2 separate regions of the Mus musculus genome follow, and region 2 is linked to region 1. The links are chromatin loops, found by intact Hi-C in ENCODE. Cell type or tissue: heart. All regions are shown on one strand. Each heading gives the region's core, and the rest is flanking DNA. Links, peaks and the distances in the headings are about the cores only.

The links. Hi-C counts contacts between places; a loop is a spot of excess contacts. Peaks named below come from ENCODE experiments on the same cell type or tissue, not always from the same donor. Only the 100,000 strongest peaks of a DNase experiment are listed, where the experiment ranks them.
Region 2: it touches region 1 in a loop (1.9-fold over the local background); 7 of 42 quality-filtered maps call a loop at or near these places.

Annotation. Positions count from the first base shown.
Region 1 is chr11:59,422,331-59,430,989 of GRCm38, forward strand. It overlaps Snap47 (synaptosomal-associated protein, 47), which reads right to left. Exons shown (of 5, transcript NM_144521.3): 3 at 6,011-6,483. Among named protein-coding and RNA genes, the nearest start is that of Snap47, 23 kb to the right of the region's middle. In heart, for the core only: a CTCF peak has its summit at 3,476; no DNase peak of the experiment used is centred there.
Region 2 is chr11:59,468,692-59,477,350 of GRCm38, forward strand. Zfp867 (zinc finger protein 867) reads right to left here and starts at 3,783. Exons shown (of 4, transcript NM_178417.3): 1 at 3,650-3,783. The coding sequence starts at 3,676. It also overlaps the pseudogene Gm12263. In heart, for the core only: no CTCF peak of the experiment used is centred there; a DNase peak (open chromatin) is centred at 3,830; H3K4me3 peaks cover 1,445 bases; H3K27ac peaks cover 998 bases.

The DNA of each region.
Region 1 (8,659 bases), core at 1,945-4,444:
GCCCAGAGAAGGTCTGCAACTGAAGTCTTATATTTCCTCTTCCCTACAATACGAGGTACCCCACATAAAGAGCAGCAGCCAAGCCGGGTGTGGTGGTGCACGCCTTTAATCCCAGCACTCGGGAGGCAGAGGCAGGCGGATTTCTGAGTTCCAGGCCAGCCTGGTCTACAGAGTGAGTTCCAGTACAGCCAGGGCTACACAGAGAAACCCTGTCTCGATAAACCAAAAAAAAAAAAAAAAAAAAAAAAAAAAAGAGCAGCAACCAAGTGCATTTACTAGGCTGGGAAGAAAGAGGGGAACACTGAGTTTGACAAGCACCCCCTCCAGTGGCTCTCACCCTCCTCTCAGCTAGGCAAGGTAGTGCAGCCTGGAGGTCACCGCTGCACACTAGAAAAAGAGAGAAAAGGGGATACACTTAGGGGAGCTCTCACTGGGTCTGAGGGCAGGGACCGAAAAGATCAGTCACTAAGACATGCCTGTCTTTCCCAGGTGCTTCAAACACAGCACAAAATCTCCTTCTCTTTGAATCTCTTCCAGCAGTCTTAAAAGGCATCCCTCCTGAGAAAGGCACACCCTTAGGAGGAAGACAGGCAGGATGAGGACAGCCCGTGAGATTGGTAGATAAACACAGAGGTAAACCCCTTCACCTCACACACACTGCACACTTCAGTGTGTAAACCCAATCTACCAAGTAGCTGAGTTAGAACCGTCACTGGGACAGTGGTTTTCCTACTGCATTCTCAACAAAACTGCGTCCAACAAGCCAAACTGATTACAAACTCATATTTGCCAGGTACTAATGTGGGGGTGGTAGCTATCAGCCTCCCTCAACCCCAGCTCCTAGGGCTCACTGCTGGCTGACTGGACTTCAACAGCTTCAACAACTGGGACTTTGCTTTAACAAACAAAGCTGAAGCAAGATTCTCCTAATGGATGTTTCTAATGACCCACAGACACATGGAGTCTGGGATGTTTTCCACAAGCTGTGGGGTCAGCTGGGACCCATCTAAGCCACAGAGTGCTCTGCCACCTCCAGGGCTGATTGCTGACTCGCTGATCCATGTTTTGAAACATCTGAGAAGAATTACTGTGGCTCTGGGCAGGATGGTTTCTATCTCTTCAGTCACTAATGATCTGTTTAATAAAAGTGAGCAAGAACGGCTCCTGCAGCAAGGCAGTGAGAGTACAGGGACAGAGCTGTAAGATGGCCTGAAGGGAGGTCAGCTGGCAAAAGGGACAGATGCTATCTCCCCACGGACAGCCCGCTGGCACACAGCTCAGAGTAAAGGCACCAAGACCAACCCAGGCAGACAGATTCCTCTTCTGGGAAATACCTGGCCTCACATTCCTCATCTGCACTTGGAAAGCAGCTCCTCTGGGGGGCTGCAGGCTGCATGAGGCCTGAGCCGAGAGTACAGGTCAGAAAACAAAATGCACATTCATCCCCAAGGACAGGACAGAGCGAGGAGGAAGGGCAAACAGAAGGAAATCATATTCTGTTTCCACACACACCCTATACCTCCATGGTGACTTTGTAGCACAGAGCAATATCAGGCATGGAGACCACAGGTGTGGAAAGGCCAAGTCACTCTCCCTAACCAGCTTCCCAGCCAACCCAGATCAGCACAGTGCAACCCTGAGGATCCTGCCTTTGGACCCAGGAACACCAACACCCACAGTGCCACTCATGTCTATTCCTACAAACCCTGCCCTGGGGCCCAGAGATCGCCATCAGGCAAAATGTATTAACTGTACCATCAGGGACCCTTTGTGAGAATTCTGCCAAACAGCACAGCATTTGCACACTTGAGGTCCTTATCCTATGGTGCTGTCAGAGTCATCGGAGAGGAGGGAACCTCAATTGAGAAAATACCTCCATAAGATTCATTTGTAGGCAGCCTATAGGACAGTTTCTTAATTAGTGATTTAAGGGGGGCGGGGGGAAGTCCACGGTAGGTGAGATTACCCCAGGACTGGTAATCCTGGGTTCTGTAAGAAAGTAGGCTGAGCAAGTCATGAGAAGCAAGCCAGCAAGCAGCATTCCTCCATGGCCTCTGCATCAGCTCCTGTCTCCAGGTTCCTGCCCATTTTGAGTTCCTGTCCTGGCTGCCTTCAATGATGAACTGTTATGTAAGTGTACACAGAATAAGCCCTCTCCTCCCCAGCTTGCTTTTTGCTCATGATGTTTCATCATAGCAATAGACACCATGACTAAGATGGATACCTATATCTAGGACTCTCAAGGGCTTCTAAGCCGTCTTAAAAGACAGTTTGGGCCAAGCTGATCAGATGCCATCTTCTGTCCTCCACTGTGATGTATGGTCGGGGACATGGCGAGTGGCTTCAGGCATAAGTGCTGAGAGCCCTGAGCACTGTCCTACACCAGTGTCTGGGGACGGTCCTTCTGGGCATGTGACAACAGCAAGCAGCAAAGAAAGAGTTAGCAGGGGATGGTGAGATGGCTCAGTGGGTAAGAGTACCCAACTGCTCTTCCAAAGGTCCGGAGTTCAAATCCCAGCAACCACATGGTGGCTCACAACCATCCGTAACGAGATCTGACACCCTCTTCTGGTGTGTCTGAAGACAGCTACAGTGTACTTACATATAATATATAAATAAATCTTTAAAAAAAAAAAAAAGAAAGAGTTAGCAAACAGATGACTCAGAGCACACTATGCGTGTTTTGGTCACAGAATGGGAGGGCACCTTACTGCTGATTTCATCCAGATAAACCATAAAAATGCATGGCCTGTGTACTCCAGCAGGGAGTGTTGCGGTGGGGACTTCTACAGGCTTTTCAGAAACCCACAATCACAGGACCCTGGGGCTCTGGGGACAGAGGGGGCCAGGCAGAGGTGAAGTGAGGTAAGAGATTAGGTACCTGCTATGGGTGCTCCCTGGAGGGACAAGGAGGCATGCTAGCACTAGAAGTTGACAACAGAGCAGATTTGGGGTTGGGGCAGCATAGGACTCTAATGTTAAAACCCAGAGTTCATATGCTGCAAACTTCAGGACACTCTGAAACAGTCTGTGCACAAAATCATTGAAAAAAATGTATAAAATCACCCTTGGCCTGTGTGCCTAAAGCAGATATGAAGCAGCAGTGAATTCCACATGCAGACTTGAGCTCTGTTATTTCATTACTGTTCACAAATATTCCACAATCTGAAACTCCAGAGTCTGAGATACCTGTTACCACATGACACTGAACAAAAGACAATGACCTGTATGTATTGTTTTCAACCTATTTTAAGCTCACAAGTCTTTAAGGATGATCTGAGGGGGCAACAGCATCAAGCTGTGCTCTTCTCAGATACCATGGCCAATCTTCCTGCTCTCCAGGCCCAAGCCCTTGATACTGGCAGCCTGTGGCCCGCAGGAAGCATTCACTACAGCAGTCTCTGGGGAGCTTCCCTGCGTAAAGTTTAACTCCCGACAGCAAAAGCTCGCCGTGCTTCAAGACTGCCCCTGTGTGTTCACATGCACATAGCACACCTTCAGAAGAGGCTGGGCCTGGGGCCTCAGTCAAGGCTTCCAGTTTCCACCTCCCAGTGGTAAGATAGAAGCTAGCTGAGCACTGCAGCACATGAAGGTGTGGGCAAGGTGCCAACCCTCCCCACCAAGCTGTGGGTAAGAAAACCACCGAGTTCCTACCTCCTTGGAAGCCATCTTCCCCATTAAACCTCAGTACATGTGAGCTTCCTGCACAGAGCAGCCAGCTGGGCACGCCCATGTGCTAGAAAAAAGGATAGTGCCTCCTTCCTACCAAGTATACTCAAAACACTTCCGGGAGTCCCCAGGAGACATAAACAACAGACTGTCACACTCCAAGTGCTCTATTCACCCCATGCAAGTGCCCTGTGATGACCACTTCCTGTGCCCCCTACAAAGAACAGGTCCCTAATAACGCAATCAAATCCCAGCATGCTGTTGCTAGCACTGTGGTTACAAAGAAATCTCTGATTCTGACATCTATAATATGGGAGGTTGGCCTGCATCAGTTCGGGGACTGATCAGGAAGGGGAGCTTTCCCCAAGGTAATGCTATCTGGACATCGAGCCACAGGCAGCCTGTGCACAAGACTAGGCCTTCTGTCACTGGGTGGTCAGCAGAACTCTCACCAAACGAGACCCACTGGATGGATGTCTATCTTGCAATGAACCTATGACTTCATGAGTTATAAAGTCATGAGAGCCCCAGGAATCTCCTTAGGGAAGTTACTTTACTTTTAGGCTATTGTGGCCTCCTCAGTCCTCCCTCCACTGGCATAGCTGCCACCCTCCTAAACATTATAGTGCCTCCTAACTAAAGCGCCCCCTGCCCCAAGCGGAGAGGACAGGCATGCACACATATCATTTCCTCCCTCAGTCCTCCTCCATTGGGACAGCTCTCATCCGGCTACAGTATCACATGCCTACTTACATCATCTCCTTACTCCTGCCTCCACTAGGAGACCCCACTTACTCCTTCTCTGCTTGTGCCTCACGGGTCACTCTTGGTCTTGAGAGGACAGAGCACAGCAGTTTGTTCTCTCACACTGACAGATGTTCTGCTTCGTTTTGTAGCATTTCATCTCTTACATGGAGGCCCTCACTTGGCTGAGCCTAATCCAGGGAAGCTGAACACCATGGGCAACACACACACACACACACATCATGTCCAAATGGACTACCCCTATCCTGGGCCTTGGTACTATGTTCTGCTGCCCCACTGACCCAATGCACAGTACCTGAACCTGAAAACTCAGCTCTGTGTCCAAGAATTCAAGGACGCAGACCTCTACAGTGTACATCTGGGTAGTGGCTGAAAAGACCCAACGTGATGCCAAAGGATAGTGGTAGGCTGGTAGGGGCAGGTCAGGGTAGATGTGGATCACACAGAATGCATCTGAGAGTGCCGCTTCCTGAATTAAGCTGAGGAGAGGCAAGGGCTAGAGACTTGAAGGTTCTTTTGGAAGGCTCACCCAAGCCCTTCGCTGTTGTTCAGAGATGCTCTGAGTGTGTCTCCCAAAAGTTCATATGCTAGGTGCGCTAAGTGATGCTGAGAAGGGGTGGTGCCTTGAAGGGGCAGAGCCTAGGCGGAGGTCACCAGGTCATATGGAGACTGTCTTTAGGAGGATTGTGGGATCTTAGTAAGTTTCTGAGAGAGCTAGTTGTAGCAAAGGAACAAGCCTGTCTCCGCAATCTCTTCAGCATCCTGTCCTGTTAACTATTCTTAACATGGTGCTATCTGCCATGTGACCCTCTTAGCAGAGACCAAACAAATGGAGCTGTCCAATCTTGAACGTTAAGCTTTCAGAATGTAAATTACCTAATCTTTCCTTTATATAACACCTAGCTTCTGGTATCTTAGTTTTCTATACCACAAGGAAAGATCCAATCAAGCTGGGCAGTGGCGGCGCACACCTTTAATCCCAGCACTTGGGAGGCAGAGGCAGGAGGATCTCTGTGAGTTTGAGGCCAGCCTGGTCTATAGAGTGAGTTCCAGGACAGCCAGGGCTATAGAGAAACTCTGCTTCAAAAAACCAAAAAACCAAAAAAAAAAAAAAAGGAAAGACCCAATCTACTTATCTAGAGAAAAGATTTAACCTAACTCATGGTTCTAGAGGGTCCCAGTCCAACGTCAAGTGGTCCCTAATGCTGTGCACCTGTGGTGAGGCAGGACACCACAACAGGAACAAAACTACTCACTGTATCACTAGCAAACAGGAGGAGAGGGAAAACGTCTAAGAAAGTCTTTCCTTCTAAAGGCCCCACCATCTCCTAAGAGTGCCACCTTGAGAGGTAAGCCTTTGGGAGACATTCAAGAACCAAGCCCTGCCCTGAAACCTAATTATCTGTCAAGGGCAGGTGTAAGTTGGCAGTCTGGAAGGGTTGTTCCAGCCTGTGACTGCCTGCGAGCTGGAGCCAGCAGCTGCTGATTGATGGGCCTGCTGAACACGAATCACAGCATGCTGAGTGAGGCTCTAATTTTGGAAGTGAGCACACGCACTGCCCTGCTGGCCACTCACCTGCATGCCTCTCTGCAGAGGAAGCAAAGACCTTGTTCCTGAGCACTAAGGCGTCTTCCAGGAGCTCAATCTTGCTGCTGAACTGCACTTCTAAGATGGGAATGACCTCTGGCATCTTGGCAGATATCAGCTGGTAAGCCACGTCTGGCTTCCCAATGAAGCGCTGGCGTATGCTGACCTCATAAGGAGAGTGAACCTTGATATCATCAACATCTTCCTTCTCAAATCTGTGCAGGAGCAACGAGCAGGAGTCATAGATTTCCAGAGCGGAGACCAGGACAGTGAGCTTTCCCAGCTTGGAATGAGACTCTGCTCTCTCAGAAATAATAGCAGGGACCGTGATCACAACCCCTTCCTTTCCAAAGGGCTCACAAGTGGAAGACACACCTTCCTTGAGATTTTCTTCTGCCGGCATCTTCCAAAACTTAGAGCCAAAAGGCCACCAGGAAGGTGTCTCCAATTCTGTCAGCAATCTAAGGGAACAAAGAACACACAGAAACCAGGGAGTTTTAGTTTAAGGGTTTTTGTTTTGTTTTGTTTTGTTTTGTTTTTTCCAAGACAGGATTTCTCTGTGTAGCCCTGGCTATCCTGGAACTCACTCTGTAGACCAGGCTGGCCTCGAACTCTGAAATCCGCCTGCCTCTGCCTCCCGAGTGCTGAGATTACCACTACCCAGCTTTAGTTTAAGTTTTAAGGTGTACTGCCGTTGCTGTTCTCAGCAGACTGCTGTAATCTCTGCAGAGCATGTTACCATTCTATAGTCAATCTTCCCCAACAAGCACTCACAAAGCAGAAAGAGCAAAGGGTGTGGGCTGAGGCTTGGGGTGGAAGCACACCTGTCTACATGGGAGCCAGCTAACCAAAGATACCACACACATGTGCACATAATTAATGTTGTTTTTCCACCCTGTGCCTTGACCTGGAGAATTCTGACTCAGAATCCATCCACAAATTCATCAACCCACCAATCTCTACTGGGCTGTTAGCTACAGCTTTCTGCAGCATGTCCAAAACAACTGGAGGCACACGTAGCTACCAAACACTTTATATATAGCCATGCCAACTAAGAAACCCAATTCTTAATTCAATTAAGTCATTGTAGAGCTGGGAAATCAAATTCAGGTCCTCATGTACAGCAGGCAAGAGCTCTATCTCTAAGCCACTTCCCAGGCCAGTATAATTCAGTCAGTGACTACTACACTGCACAGCACAACTGTAACACCAAGAAACATATCCAGTGCATCAACAGAAGAAAAGTGGAGGCAGGAAGGAAAAGGCAAATACTGGAAAGAACAAACAGCAAATGAACATAAGGCAGAATTAAAGAGTTAAATCAACCCAGGACAGCATCAGTCTAAAAGCAAATGAACCAAGGTAAGAGACACACTGTCAGTTTGAAAGGGACAAGAGACAGCTATATCGTGTTCACAAAACACTGTAAAAACAAGAAAGAACAGATACAGAGAAGAGAAAGAATGAAAATGTACACATCAAACACAGGACGCTAACAGTGAATGGGTGCTACTGCTATGGTAAGAGAATCCACCCGACAGGGAGACTTAACAATCAGCATCTATACACCAAACAACACCGCTTCAAAGTTCATGAAGCAAAAAACTGACAAAGGTAAAAGAAAAAACAATCACAGTTGTAGACTTCAACAGTTACATTTCTTTCAATGACTGATAGGACAAGACGACACACACTCAGTAAGAACTTAGGAGTTTTGGAGAGTGTTATGGCAGCTCAGCCTGACTGAGAACAGCATCACCAGCATCTGCTGAGTGTACTCTGCTCTCAGCTGGACACAGACTGCTGACAGGAATGCAGCTAGGTGCAAAGGCAAAGGTCCAAAGGACAATTACAAATCTGAAAATATTTACAGATTAATGCATTCTGAAGTACATGTACCAAAAAATGCAAAAAGGAAATCAGAAAATAGTTAAAGGGGCTAGAGCCATGGCTCAGTGGTTAAGAGCACTTGCTGCTCTTGCAAAGAAGCTGGGTTCCTTTCCCAGGACCTACATGGTGGTTTACAACCAACTATAACTCCAGTTCCAGGAGATCGGACACCTTCTTCTGCCCTCCAAGAGCACAAGTATGCATTCGATATACATACACAGACAAAATATTACTATATATAAAAACAAATCTTTTTTTTTAAAGAAAGCATTTTTTTTAAAAGAAAGTGAATAATACTGAAAATATAACACACATGAGAAGCAAATACAATCCCACCAGAGAAAACTGAGTTTTCAACATGTATATATGTATATTAGAAAGGTTTAAAATTAGGCAGTGGTAGCCCACTCCTTTAATCCCAGCACCCAGGAGTCAGAGGCAGGTGGGTCTCTGAGTTCAAGGCCAACCTGGTCTACAAAGTGAGTTCTAGGATAGCCAGGACTACACAGAGAAACCCTGTCTCAAAAAAAAAAATAAACAAACAAATAAATAAAAAGATAAATAAATAAATGGTTTTAAATTAGTTATCTAAGTGTCTACTTCAAATTATTTAAAAATGAAGAACAAAATATACACAAAAAAAGTAGAAAAGCCAAAGTAGAAATTAATGAAATTGGAGTTGGGGGGAGGGGCGGGGATGTCCCAGGGTCTGGGGAGCTAGGTCAGTGGGTAAAGGAACTTGCCATC
Region 2 (8,659 bases), core at 2,353-4,852, 47 kb after region 1:
CATGAGACCCTGCCTCAAGAAATAAAACAAAATTAATAAAAGCTAGGCAGGATGGTGTATATCTTCAACCCCACAGAAAGTTCCAAGAAATAAATACATCAATTAATTGGGCTAACAAAATGGTTCAGAAGGTAAGGAAGGCATTTGCTCTATCTAATGCTGATGGTATGATTTCAATTTCTAACTCTACACCTGTTCTCAGACTTCACACACACACCTTGGCATGCAGGCTGTATTGTGGCAACTTGACACAAGTTAGATTCATAAGAGAAAAAGGAATCTCACTTGAAAAATTGGCATTGTGAGATCCAGCTGTAAGGCATTTTCTCAATTAGTGATCAATAGGAAAGGGCCCAGCCCATTGTGGGTGATGCTATCCCTGGCTGGTAGTTCTGGGTTTTATAGGAAAGCAGGCTGAGCAAGCCATATGAAGAAAGCCAGTAAGCAGCACCCTCCATGGCCTCTGCATCAGCCCTGCCTCCAGGATGCTGTTCTGCTCGAGTCCTTGTCCTGATGTCCTTCATTGAAACACAGTGTATAAAAGGATAAGCAAAATAATCCCTTTCCATTCCAACTTGCTTTTTGGTGGTATCTCATTGCAGCAGTAGAAACCCTAACTTAGACACATGCAAACAAACTCACACAAATAAATAATAAAAATAGATCAAATGAAAATAATGCATTATAGCAAAAACTAGCTATTTGTGAACATGATTATAATTGACAAATCTATACTTAGGTTTAAAAAAAGAGAAGATAAAAGAATTACTTAGAAGATCATTTTCAATCCTATCCTCCAGACACTCAGTTCTGTTTTTTGAGACAATGTTTTATATATATTAGTCTGGTAGCACATCCTTCTAATCCCAGTACTCTCAAGGCTGAGACAGGCGATTCTGAGCTGGAGGCCCACCTGTTGGTCTACACAGCAAGTTCCAGGCCAGTTAATGCTACATAGCAAGACCCTATCTCAACAACAACAAAGCCAACTTAGTAATTTACAAGTTCATCTAACGTACTTTGTGGAAATGTATTCATTTTTACAACAACGATGGGAAACTAAAGTTTTCTCAATTGTGAGTCTAGGCCCATATGACACCCCCTGACTTGCCCCAATCAAAACATCCCAGAAATGTTACTGCTTATGCTAGGGGAAGCAAAGAGTTAAAAAGAAATCAGAGGAAGTGAAGCTCTACTTTTTGTTGTTGTTGAAAACTACTTCTTGCTAGCTTCAAGAATATCCACCTTGCTGAGAGACACAGCTTTAATCCCAGCACTCGGGAGGCAGAGGCAGGTGGATCTCTGAGTTCCAGGCCAGCCTGGTCTACCAAGTGAGCTCCAGGACAGCCAGGGTTACACAGAGAAACCCTGTCTCAAAAGAATATTTACCTTATTCAGCTCTGAGTACAATTCATACTTATTGAAAAGCTGAGATTCAAATAAATGTGCAACGATCTCAAGGTGATGACTATAAAAAAGGGGGCAAGTCCTGAAGACCAGACAGACCTGTCAGGATCAAGTGCCAAAAAAGGCTGTTCCCTCACCCTAGTGCTGCTGAAAACCTCACCAGCCACACCTCGGGAGACCCTGGACTGACTCAAACACAGTGTCAGCTTCTGCCCCACTGCGCGCTGGAGGTTTTCTTTCTAATCCCTTGAGAGAAGGTTTTCTCCCCTAACAACTGAGAGACTGGAGATGGCAGGAAGTGCTGCTCTGAGGCCCACATTCACCAGCACCTAACTAAACAATGATTCCTAGGAGTGGAGCTAAGCTTAGAGGGAGACAATGTCCCTAAGAATTAACTACGGAGCTGGAGAGACGACTCAGCGGTTAAGAGCACTGCCTGCTCTTCCAGAGGTCCTGAAGTCAATTCCCAGCAACCACATTGTGCCTCAACCCATCTATAATAAGATCTGCTGCCCTTTTCTGGCCTGCAGGCATACATGCAGGCAGAAGATGTATACACAATAAATAAATCCTTTAAAAAAAGGGGGGGGGGCTGGCGACATGGCTCAGTGGGTAAGAGCACTGACTGCTCCTCCAAAGGTCCTGAGTTCAAATCCCAGCAACCACATGGTGGCTCACAACTACCCGTAATGAGAGCTGATGCCCTCTCCTGGTGCATCTGAAGACAGCTACAGTGTACTTATGTATAATAATAAATCTTAAAAAAAAAGGAGGGGGCTGGAGAGATGGCTCAGCAGTTAAGAGCTCTAACTGCTCTTCCAGAGGTCCTGAGTTCAATTCCCAGCAACCACATGGTAGCTCACAAGCATCTGTAATGGGATCCGATGCCCTCCTCTGGTGTACTGAAGACAACAATAGGGTACTCATATACATAAGTATTTAAAAAACAAGGAAAAAAATGAACTATTGAGATGAGGACTATTCGATTGCTCCAGCTCCAGGTCCTCTAGCTGCTCCTCGAAGAGGTTTCACCCCAGATCTCAGGCTGCTGTCTAAGTGGATGATGAAAGGTCAACTTTAGGCTAGGACATATGGCAGCTATAAGAAATTTGTCAGCATCTGGCAGTTCTGAACCTGGGACCATTACTAATAGGAAATGAAAAAGATATTGTGTCAATTTCTATTTATTTAGCAACGAAAATAAACAGTAATGGTTGTCACTTTTAAAACCTTTTACAGTAGAAGTTGGCATTTGAAAATACTGGTACTGAAACTGTTGGGGGCGGGGGGCACTGCAGAGATGGCTCAGTGGTTAAGAGCATTTGTTGCTCTTGAAGAAAGCTGGATGGAGTTCAGTTTCCAGCAACCACTTTGGGGCAGCTCATAACCGCCCATACCTTTAGCTCCAGGGAATCTGACACCGTCTTCTGACTTCCTCAGACACCCACACACGTGTGTGTATCCACATACAGCCACAAATAAAGGCGGGATGACCGCCTGGCATCCCGGCCTTCACTCTGCCGCTGAGGGCACAGAGATAAGTTATGGTCCTTAACCTGCAGTCACCCAGGATTCATGGAAGGACAGCCCTTCACAGAAGCAGGAGCTATCTCCAGAGAAACACCTAGTCCCCTTCAGGTCTCAAATGAGCGGAGACAAAGATGGGCGGGGCCCACCTTACATTAGGCTGCTGTGTTTAAGCTTTTTTTTTTTTTGGTCTGGCCTTCCTCTATTTAAGCCTAAAGCTCCTGTCCAAAGATCAATTGGGGTAGGAGTGTCCTAGACCCTTCATCTGTCCCGCTTCTACGGTGCCCGCACTGACGAAATCTCTCTCGGCTTTTTCCTACTAACCAACCATCGATGTCCTGAGACTAGCGGGGGGACGGCCCTAAAGACTGGAATTTTGGGACTTCACTGTGAACACGGGGGCGTGGGACAGGCAGGCGAAGAGTAAATAGATTGAGACCCCACTTTCCAAGACTCGGGAAAGCCCAGCCATGGCTGAAGGGCGGGAACCCACAACCAAGAAGCCAGCGTCCCAAGTCCTAAGGTGGGTCGGCCATGACGCCCCAAGTCCTGAGGTGAGTCGGTCAGGCCGCCGCGAGGGCAGATGGGAAGCGAGGGGACCCAGGACACCCAGGACACCGGACAGCACCGGGATCGGGCCGCAGACACCAGCTACGGAGGCCTTCCCTGCGGCTGGTACTGGTTGGCTGTAGCCAGCGTCGGCCGGAACGCTCACCATTTCCGAATTTCTGCTGTCCCGCATCGTCGTCGTCTGCACCTCATAAGGACGCTAGCTACAGCGGAGCCACCATACACAACTGTGAGCCAGACATAGAACCTGAAGAAACGGAACCTGAACAAGAACTAAACAGTGAAAAGAACCAAACACCGCGAGAGTAAAGCATCCTGCCCCGCCCCTCCGCTCGAGCTGCGGCCTGATTGGACAATTCCACTCTGATAGACGAAGGGTTTGGACACGCCCCCAATCCTTGAGTGATTAGGGATGTAATCTAACCTTTGACAGAGAGATACTTACGGGACAAGATTTGTTTGCACTCTAGCAATGGCCCTGCCAGGACAGGACACACTTGTACTTTACCTACAGAAACATATCCATGGAACAATAACATATAGATAGATAGATAGAGAGAGAGATAGAGATAGAGATAGATAGATAGATAGATAGATAGATAGATAGATAGATAGATAGATATACACATATACATACACACACACACATATGCTATTTACAACTGGAAATTCCTAACATGACAATTATTTGAAATTTTTATTGTGAATACATTGAGACAGGGAGGGTCTCGTGTAGCTTGCCTCAAATACAGTTCAGGCCAGCCTTGAACCCCCGGATCTGCTTGCCTCCATCTTTGGAGTGCTAGAAGGACATGTGTGCTATTATGCATCACTGGGGATCCTGCTAAGGACTTCTTGTATTCTAAACAAGGACTCTGCCAACTGAGCCAGAGCCCTCATTTTTAAAAATTTAGATGTCATAATCTTCCTAGCTTGAGGACTGTAATGGCTATTGTTGGTTGTCACCTTGGCTACGTCTAGAATCAACTAAAACCCGAGAGGCTGGGAATGCTTGTGAGCGATTTTTCTTGACTGGATCATCTGAGGTTAGAGGACCTACTCTAACCCTGAAGCACACCTTCATGACAGGCTATATGATGCAATGTGGAAGAAGGAAGCTCCTGCTCCTTACCTGCTTGTCTCCCCTCCCATTGGCAAGTCTGTCTCCCCTGCCACCAAAGCATGCCTTTGCTGCTATTAGAATCTACTTCTTTAGGGTTCCAGTGTCTACTGAGGACCAACAGAGACATCCGTCCCCATGGGTTGCCCACAGCTCTCTGTTGGGGGACAGCTAGTATCGAACTAGCTGAACCACAGCCTGTAAAGCACTCTAATAAATTATATATATACTATCAGCTCTGTTCATCTAGAGAGCTCTGGCCAAAACAAGGAGCTAGCCTGAGCTTTAAAAGGGAAGGCACTCCTCTAAGATAGCAATGTTGAATAGAAGTTTTGTTTGTTTGGTTTTTTTTTTTTTTTTTTTTTTTTTTTGGTTTTTCGAGACAGGGTTTCTCTGTGTAATGTTGGCTGTCCTGGAACTCACTCTGTAGACCAGGCTGGCCTTGAACTCAGAAATCCGCCTGCCTCTGCCTCCCAAGTGCTGGGACTAAAGGCATGCGCCCCCACTGCCCAGCTTCGAATAGAAGTTAATGAAGGGCCACATCTATAATTTTTTTTTAAAGGGTGAAGCACTCCAATGCCAATTTATTTTAATCGGGCTCTGTGTTATCTATGGTTTGCCTCTTTCCCTTATAATCGCACAACCTTTGAAAATTACATAAGTTGTAATGATCTAATACTATTAATAGCCATTCAGAAAAAAAAGTCCCCTCCCGCCCAACAACCATCCAGGGGAAATTTAAAGTCCTCATTAGAGGCCAGCTCAACACGGCCTCTACCCTGGTAGAAATAAAAATAAAAAAGATGAGGAGAAAACAAATCGGCTAAGAGGTGTGTTGCCAGTGTCTTTCAGGAGTGGGGCCCTGGCTGTTGCCTGGGTGGTGAAAGGCAGAGCCTGCAGCCTGCAGGACGGCAGCCGGGCGGCCTCACAGCTACATCTTCCTCACCCCGGCACAGCCACAGCCCAGTTTAGGTGTCTTGAAAATCCTTTAGCAGGGTTCTTCTCTGCTGCTCTGCTATGTGCATCTGGTTTTCTAAGTCCCCTCTGTCGTAGCTGTCTGCACGCTCAACTTTCCATGAAAGGTTTTCGATCTCAGCTTCCAGCTGAGCCTGCTGGTATTCAAACAGCTTCTTCCTGGGACCGGATTCCATGTAGTATGCATATGGATAGGTGTACTGCAGGGTATATCGACACTTGGCTAAGAGCTTGGCGGCATTCTGTAGGTACTGCCAGTCAATCCAAGTTCCCAGGTTGTTCATAACCCTCTCCTGAATCTTCTCATGAATCCGCTGGTATGTTTGTGCCTCCAGCTGCAAGCTTTTGTTGTGATTTTCCCACCTCTCAAAATAGAACAAGTACTTCTTGAGGGCCTCCCTGGCCTGTGCTTGCTGACTCTGGTTGACAGTGTCAGGATTCTCCTTGTACCGACTACATTCATAGTACTCACTACCATGCGTCTTCCAGTCTCCTAGACACATCCAGCAGAAGTCGTGCTTACACTTGGAGCATTGCATGTGATTACAGCCTCCATTCTTCTCGATGCAGATGTTGCACTTGGGACAGTCTTTAGTGTGAGCACTAGTGTAGTTAGCTGTTTCGGAGTTGTCTGCACACTTGGTGAGCCATTTCCAGATTGTGGTGCAGTCTGTGGGGGCATGATACATCTGTCGACACTTGAAACAGAAGACCTCGTTGCACCGATTGCACTGCACTCGGCGGGCTCTAGGCTCCTGTACCCGGATAACCATGGGGCAGTCTGCACCGGGGCACAGCTGGAGTTGGCAATGGCTCTCCACATAGTCCTTAAAGAGGTAGCGCCTGTATTTATCTCTCAATTCTTCATTGGGAAGCAAGGGAAATACAAAGTCCTCTGGTGTTCGAAGTGGACAATCCTGAGCCATACATGAGATTCCTACACTAACACCATCTTTGACAAGCACTGAGCAATGCTGCTCCCAACAGCTTTGGCAAAACTGATGTTGGCAGGCCAGAGAGAGCAGGTTTTCCTTCCACACAAATTGCATACACACTGCACAGTGGTGAGGGGGATGGGCTGTGGGGACATGTTTGGATGGATTAGGTTGAACTCGAGCCTCAACAAGCAGCTGAGCAGAATTAGACCTGTACCTGTCCAGAATCTCTGAGACTTGCCAGTGGAAATTAACTAATATAAGTTTTGCAACTGAATGAGATACCTTTAAGACAGAGGCTAAGCTGGTCATATGTTCATGGAGGGCGCCCTAAGACTCCTTATAGGTCAAGCAAGTGAACTGATACTCTTCGGGATCAAAAGCATCAGCCCCCTGCTGCTCCACATCACTGGCTACTCCACATAGTAAGTAGTCCTCTATGTCCCCAGGGTCCTCTTCCTCTTCTTCCTCTTCCTCACAGTTTGGGTCATAGTCCTCTTCATTGCTGTCAGACCCTTGGCTGTTCATGTCCACGGACATCTTAACATCCAGCAAAGTTGCAGAAACAGTTGCTTTTTTCCCTACCCCCAATTTTTATCGTTTTCTCAAATGCATTAGCGTTTATTGTCTTCTGTAATGTTTAAAGATCTTTCCTGCAGATATCACCCAAACTGTCTGTCATAGGATTTCCATCGGGAGCCGCGACCTCGCGGCCGCAGAGCCCAGGCCGGCCGGACCAGGTCAAGCCGGACCAAACGAGGCTGACAGAGGCGTAGCGGCAGCGGAGGCGGCCGGTGGACGCAGCTCAGGCCCGCGCAGCTTCCTCCGGCAGAGCCCTATAATTTTTAATTTTCTAGAAACCACATAAAAAAGTTAAAAGGGGGCTGGTGAGATGGCTCAGTGGGTAAGAGCACCCGACTGCTCTTCTGAAGGTCCGGAGTTCAAATCCCAGCAACCATATGGTGGCTCAAAACCATCCATAAGGAGATCTGTCTCCCTCTTCTGGTGTATCTGAAGACAGCTACAGTGTATTTACATATAATAAATAAATCTTTAAAAAAAAGTTAAAAGGAACAGGTACAGTTTGTGGGTGGTGGTGACAGAGGACTTGGCAGCTGGTCTTCAGCACTCTTAAACAAAGCAAGGAACCAAAAGGCTTGAGTCAAAGATGGATGACGAAATGCTTCTGTATGCGATCGCCATGCATGACTTGAAGATTAGGCTTACATAAGTGTTTCAAGTCAAGAAACATAGCCACAGCTGCCCAGAGGCTGGATAACATTTCATTTCTTCAGACAAGGTCTCCTGTAAGTCAGCCTCACCAAGCATTATAGAGCCGGCATGTTCTTACCTTCCACTGCTGAAGTTCCAGGCTTGAGCCACCATGCCCAACAGGCAGGAGGACCTCAGACAAGTGCCCGCACCTTAGAGGCTCTAGAAAATCACACTTCTCCCAGAGTAGCTGGATTACTTTGAGATTTGTGTCTGTCTGAGGTACGTTAAAAAGACAGGAGACATTACAGTGATGTGAGAAAGGAAAATAGCCTATTGTCTTGCCTTTTCTGCCTTGCCCTTTCTGCTGAAAAAACAAAAACAAAGAACAAAACAAAACAGGACATTTTAGGCACCACTGAGGAAACCCAAATAGCCTATAAAGAGATTTCCAAAAGGCATCTTGTCAAACACAAGAAATAAATTGTGTTTCTTTGGGACTAGATAATACTTTCCTAAAGACATTTCAATAAAGGATATTGAACAGTAAATAAACTATGTTTATATAGAGCAAAAATTATTTATAGGGCTGGAGAGATGGCTCAGTGGTTAAGAGCATTTGAAGTAAAAACTTAAGGGTTCTTTGGAAAGCAGGTTGGATAATGTTTTGCTGGGGCAAACACATGAAAGAATGTTTAGCTGAAATGGACACAGATGAAAGGCTAAGGCAGACTCATAAAGGAATGTTTAACTGAAGTAGACACAGGGGAAAAGATGTTCTGTTAAAGCAAGCACGTAAAAGGACGCATGATGAAGGACTCTTTGCTAATGACATGCATGTACTAGTCCGCCTTATGTTGCATAGTTGAACTCCACTTGGAACTCCATAGAGAGAAACACATCAAAAAGAACT